Linked DNA regions of Homo sapiens: region 1 is linked to region 2. The links are chromatin contacts, found by Hi-C or POLR2A ChIA-PET in ENCODE. All regions are on one chromosome and are shown on one strand. Each heading gives the region's core, a stretch centred on a gene start or an enhancer-like site at or near the end of the contact. The rest is flanking DNA. Distances are from core to core; before and after follow the strand shown.

The links. A loop is a pair of places that touch in the nucleus more often than their neighbours do. ChIA-PET counts read pairs that join two places held with the same protein, here RNA polymerase II (POLR2A).
Region 1: a map of vagina shows a loop between it and region 2 (17-fold over the local background). The contact joins the promoter of CEACAM5 here to the promoter of FCGBP in region 2. A Hi-C loop is called at or near these places in 1 of 168 maps with a recorded cell type or tissue (vagina). POLR2A ChIA-PET finds 5 or more read pairs at or near these places in 1 of 52 experiments (endothelial cell of umbilical vein).

What each region holds. Positions count from the first base shown.
Region 1 is chr19:41,707,176-41,709,875 of GRCh38, forward strand. CEACAM5 (CEA cell adhesion molecule 5) reads left to right here and starts at 1,451. Exons shown (of 10, transcript NM_004363.6): 1 at 1,451-1,620; 2 at 2,505-2,700. The coding sequence starts at 1,557.
Region 2 is chr19:39,933,308-39,936,007 of GRCh38, forward strand. FCGBP (Fc gamma binding protein) reads right to left here and starts at 1,327. Exons shown (of 36, transcript NM_003890.3): 1 at 1,257-1,327. The coding sequence starts at 1,311.

The sequences.
Region 1 (2,700 bases), core at 201-2,700, 1.8 Mb after region 2:
CCTATGCTGTCACCTCACAGCCCTGTCATTACCATTAACTCCTCAGTCCCATGAAGTTCACTGAGCGCCTGTCTCCCGGTTACAGGAAAACTCTGTGACAGGGACCACGTCTGTCCTGCTCTCTGTGGAATCCCAGGGCCCAGCCCAGTGCCTGACACGGAACAGATGCTCCATAAATACTGGTTAAATGTGTGGGAGATCTCTAAAAAGAAGCATATCACCTCCGTGTGGCCCCCAGCAGTCAGAGTCTGTTCCATGTGGACACAGGGGCACTGGCACCAGCATGGGAGGAGGCCAGCAAGTGCCCGCGGCTGCCCCAGGAATGAGGCCTCAACCCCCAGAGCTTCAGAAGGGAGGACAGAGGCCTGCAGGGAATAGATCCTCCGGCCTGACCCTGCAGCCTAATCCAGAGTTCAGGGTCAGCTCACACCACGTCGACCCTGGTCAGCATCCCTAGGGCAGTTCCAGACAAGGCCGGAGGTCTCCTCTTGCCCTCCAGGGGGTGACATTGCACACAGACATCACTCAGGAAACGGATTCCCCTGGACAGGAACCTGGCTTTGCTAAGGAAGTGGAGGTGGAGCCTGGTTTCCATCCCTTGCTCCAACAGACCCTTCTGATCTCTCCCACATACCTGCTCTGTTCCTTTCTGGGTCCTATGAGGACCCTGTTCTGCCAGGGGTCCCTGTGCAACTCCAGACTCCCTCCTGGTACCACCATGGGGAAGGTGGGGTGATCACAGGACAGTCAGCCTCGCAGAGGACAGAGACCACCCAGGACTGTCAGGGAGAACATGGACAGGCCCTGAGCCGCAGCTCAGCCAACAGACACGGAGAGGGAGGGTCCCCCTGGAGCCTTCCCCAAGGACAGCAGAGCCCAGAGTCACCCACCTCCCTCCACCACAGTCCTCTCTTTCCAGGACACACAAGACACCTCCCCCTCCACATGCAGGATCTGGGGACTCCTGAGACCTCTGGGCCTGGGTCTCCATCCCTGGGTCAGTGGCGGGGTTGGTGGTACTGGAGACAGAGGGCTGGTCCCTCCCCAGCCACCACCCAGTGAGCCTTTTTCTAGCCCCCAGAGCCACCTCTGTCACCTTCCTGTTGGGCATCATCCCACCTTCCCAGAGCCCTGGAGAGCATGGGGAGACCCGGGACCCTGCTGGGTTTCTCTGTCACAAAGGAAAATAATCCCCCTGGTGTGACAGACCCAAGGACAGAACACAGCAGAGGTCAGCACTGGGGAAGACAGGTTGTCCTCCCAGGGGATGGGGGTCCATCCACCTTGCCGAAAAGATTTGTCTGAGGAACTGAAAATAGAAGGGAAAAAAGAGGAGGGACAAAAGAGGCAGAAATGAGAGGGGAGGGGACAGAGGACACCTGAATAAAGACCACACCCATGACCCACGTGATGCTGAGAAGTACTCCTGCCCTAGGAAGAGACTCAGGGCAGAGGGAGGAAGGACAGCAGACCAGACAGTCACAGCAGCCTTGACAAAACGTTCCTGGAACTCAAGCTCTTCTCCACAGAGGAGGACAGAGCAGACAGCAGAGACCATGGAGTCTCCCTCGGCCCCTCCCCACAGATGGTGCATCCCCTGGCAGAGGCTCCTGCTCACAGGTGAAGGGAGGACAACCTGGGAGAGGGTGGGAGGAGGGAGCTGGGGTCTCCTGGGTAGGACAGGGCTGTGAGACGGACAGAGGGCTCCTGTTGGAGCCTGAATAGGGAAGAGGACATCAGAGAGGGACAGGAGTCACACCAGAAAAATCAAATTGAACTGGAATTGGAAAGGGGCAGGAAAACCTCAAGAGTTCTATTTTCCTAGTTAATTGTCACTGGCCACTACGTTTTTAAAAATCATAATAACTGCATCAGATGACACTTTAAATAAAAACATAACCAGGGCATGAAACACTGTCCTCATCCGCCTACCGCGGACATTGGAAAATAAGCCCCAGGCTGTGGAGGGCCCTGGGAACCCTCATGAACTCATCCACAGGAATCTGCAGCCTGTCCCAGGCACTGGGGTGCAACCAAGATCACACAAATCCCTGCCCTCATGAAGCTCATGCTCTCATGGGGAGGAAGACAGACATACAAAGAGATCTAGAATGTGAGGTCAGGTGTTGACAAGAGCCCTGGAGGGAATAGAGCAGGGAAAGGTCAGAAAAGGAAGACCCAGGGTCTCTAGAGGAGGTGTCAGGGAAGGGATCTCCCAAGAATGCCCTGATGTGAGCAGGACCTGAAGGCAATGGGGAGGGAGCCGTGAAGACCCCTGGAAAAGCAGATTCCACACAGGGAAATGCCAAGGTCAGAGGTGCTAAGGAAATAGGAGACACACTGCTGACCTTGACCTAGTAGGACACACACACACACACACACACACACACACTCACTCACTCCAGGGCTGGGGGATGAAGAGACCTGCTCAGGACCCAGGACCCCATTTTTCCACCCTAATGCATAGGTCCCAATATTGACCGATGCTCTCTGCTCTCTCCTAGCCTCACTTCTAACCTTCTGGAACCCGCCCACCACTGCCAAGCTCACTATTGAATCCACGCCGTTCAATGTCGCAGAGGGGAAGGAGGTGCTTCTACTTGTCCACAATCTGCCCCAGCATCTTTTTGGCTACAGCTGGTACAAAGGTGAAAGAGTGGATGGCAACCGTCAAATTATAGGATATGTAATAGGAACTCA
Region 2 (2,700 bases), core at 77-2,576:
AAGGGATCCTCCTGTCTCAGCTTCTGGTATAGCTGGGACCACAGGCACGCACTGTGTGCCTGGCTCATTTTTTAATTTTTTTCTAGAGGCAGGGTCTCACTTTGTTGCCCAAGCTGGTCTTGAACTCCTGGGCTCAAGTGATCCTCCTGCATCAGCCTCCCGAAGTGCTGGGATTACAGACGTGACCAACTGTACCCAGCTGGTTTTTGTCTTAATAGGACTTGTGGGGGCCAGGCGCGGTGGCTCTTGCCTGTAATCCCAGCACTTTGGGAAGCCAACGCGGGTGGATCACTTGAGGTCGGGAGTTCATGAGCAGACTGACCAACGTGGTGAAATTCCATCTCTACTAAAAATGCAAAATTAGCCGGACATGGTGGCATGGGGCGCCTGTAATCCCAGCTACTAGGGAGGCTGAGGCAGGAGAATCGCTTGAACCCAGGAGGTGGAGGTTGCAATTAGCTGAGATCACACCATTGCACTCCAGTCTAGGCAACAAGAGTGAAACTCCATCTCAAATAATAATAATAATAATAATAATAATAATAATAATAATGGGACTTGGGGGTTTGTGAAAAGGGGATAAAGAGAAGAAGGGGATTATGGAAGGGTGAATGAATTGTCTCCTAGAAATAGATGGCAGTGGGGGCTTCTGACCACCCCCAACTAGGAAGAGCGTCCCTGGGGCTGAGGAGAGAGAGGTCTAAGGAATCTTGAAGAGAGTGTGGGGGCTATGGAATGACCACCTTCCATATAAAGGGGGCTTTGAAGGATATCCCAGGGGGCCAGGGGATCAGGAACAATGGACATTTCAAAAGTAACCTAGATGGATGCTGACTGGTGACGAGAGGGTCCTCATATCCCATCCTCCCCCCAGTACTTTGGCTTTATCCAAAATTTTAGTTCTGGACACATCCCTGGGAGAAGTGGGGACAACACCCTCCAAGAATGACTTTCGTGAAATTTTCCATCAACTTAGCAGAATGAGGCTCAGAGTCAAAACCTTAGTTGAGTTGCAGAAAACCAAGAAAGTTCTTGCACACTTGAGTTTGGGGACTAAGGTTTTTGCCTGTGCTCCCATCCAGAAAAGGGTGAGAATTGGTGAATTCTACCACATCCCCCTGCAGAGCCTAAGGGCCTCTCTCCTGTCTCAGCTAGCCTGGGGTGACATGTGGAGGAGGCACACATGGAAGGCGTGGACCCACGCAGAGTTCCCCAGATTGGAACAAGGACATGGAGAGGGTCTTGGTCTGACTTACCCCACAGGAGGGTTGCTCCAGCCCAGAGTATCCACCAGCTCCATAGGGCACCCATGGCTGCAGTAGGAAAAGAGAAAGGATCATAGAAGGCTGATCCACCGCCTCTGCTGGAGACTGTCCTGGGCAGAAGGGCCCACTCTCATGACAAGGGCCACCTGGGACCATGAAGGCTGAGGTGGGGAAAGAAGTCGGGCAGATTGGGCCAGGGGGTATGGATCCAAGGACCAGTGTGTGTGTATAGGGGAGGCTGGCTGTCCAGCGGGTCTGGAGGTGGGTTGGGGAGGGCAGAAGCCAGGGACGGGGTGGAGAGTTGGCTGTCTTGTGGGTCTAGGGGTAGGATGAGGAGGCCTACAGTCAGGGGCAAGAGTAGGGGACCTGCTGTCCCACTTCCAAAGGGGACCCCAGCCCTTCTCACCTGCAGGTCCCTGGAGCTGCAGGGCCAGCCCTGTGGCAGGGCTATATAGTGGAGTTTCTGGGCCACACCCTGGGCCACGTGCCAGGCAGATGATGCCAACTTCCTGGAGGAGGCTGCCATCCTCATGGCCAGATGAAATGGGAAACTGTGAAGGCCTGGGAAGGAGGGACAGTGATTCTGGATGCCTGGGTTCCAAGAAGGGAGTGAGGACAGCTGGTGGCCATTCCCTGGAAGCCTTCTGGAGAGTTTGGTCCTGGAAGGGTGGGGTCCCTGAGGGAGACAGCTGGGGAGCAGGCAGATGAGCACCTGGGTCCCTGGGTGGAGGTGGGGTAGGGTGGGGGTGTGGGCAGTGAGGGTGGGAGGTGGCATGTGGTCATATTTGCTGGCTTAGTGGCTAGGTTCCTTCCTTTGGCTCCTGCCAGGAACAACAGTGAGGGACCCATATCCGGGTCCTGGTTCCTTCTCAGTCCCCACAGGCTGGGGAGTCCCTAGCCACCCACATCCTGCTTCCAGACACCACTAGGGGCAGGTGTCTGGGATGGGCAGGAGTCTGAGGCTATGGAGTGGGACACAAGACCTCCACCGCAGCCCAGTGGGGCGTCTGCGGTTTCTCATCTGCAAAATGGGAACACCAAAACCAGCCTCTCTGGGCATCTTTACGTCCCAGAGATGTAAAAAAATTCTCAAGGACTGTAGAGCTGGGGGGCAGCCTCCTCTGGTGTGGGCGCAGGCCAGGCTGCAGGTGGGCACTGGGACTGAGGCGGTGTGTGAAGAAGGGACAATGGCCTCTGTTTCCTGGTTCCACACAGACACCCAGATTCTACTTCTGATCCCAGACACCTGCTCCTCAGTGGTGCTGGAAACAGGATATAGGTGGCCAGGGACTCCCCAGCCTGTGAGGACTGAGGAAGAGCCAGGACCTGTTGGTTTTGGAGTTTTTTTGTGTGTAGGGAGGGTTTGCTCTTAGCAGGGGCTAGCTGAACAGGTTTAGGGGACTCTGTGCCTCTCCATCACCCCAGAATTTGCCTG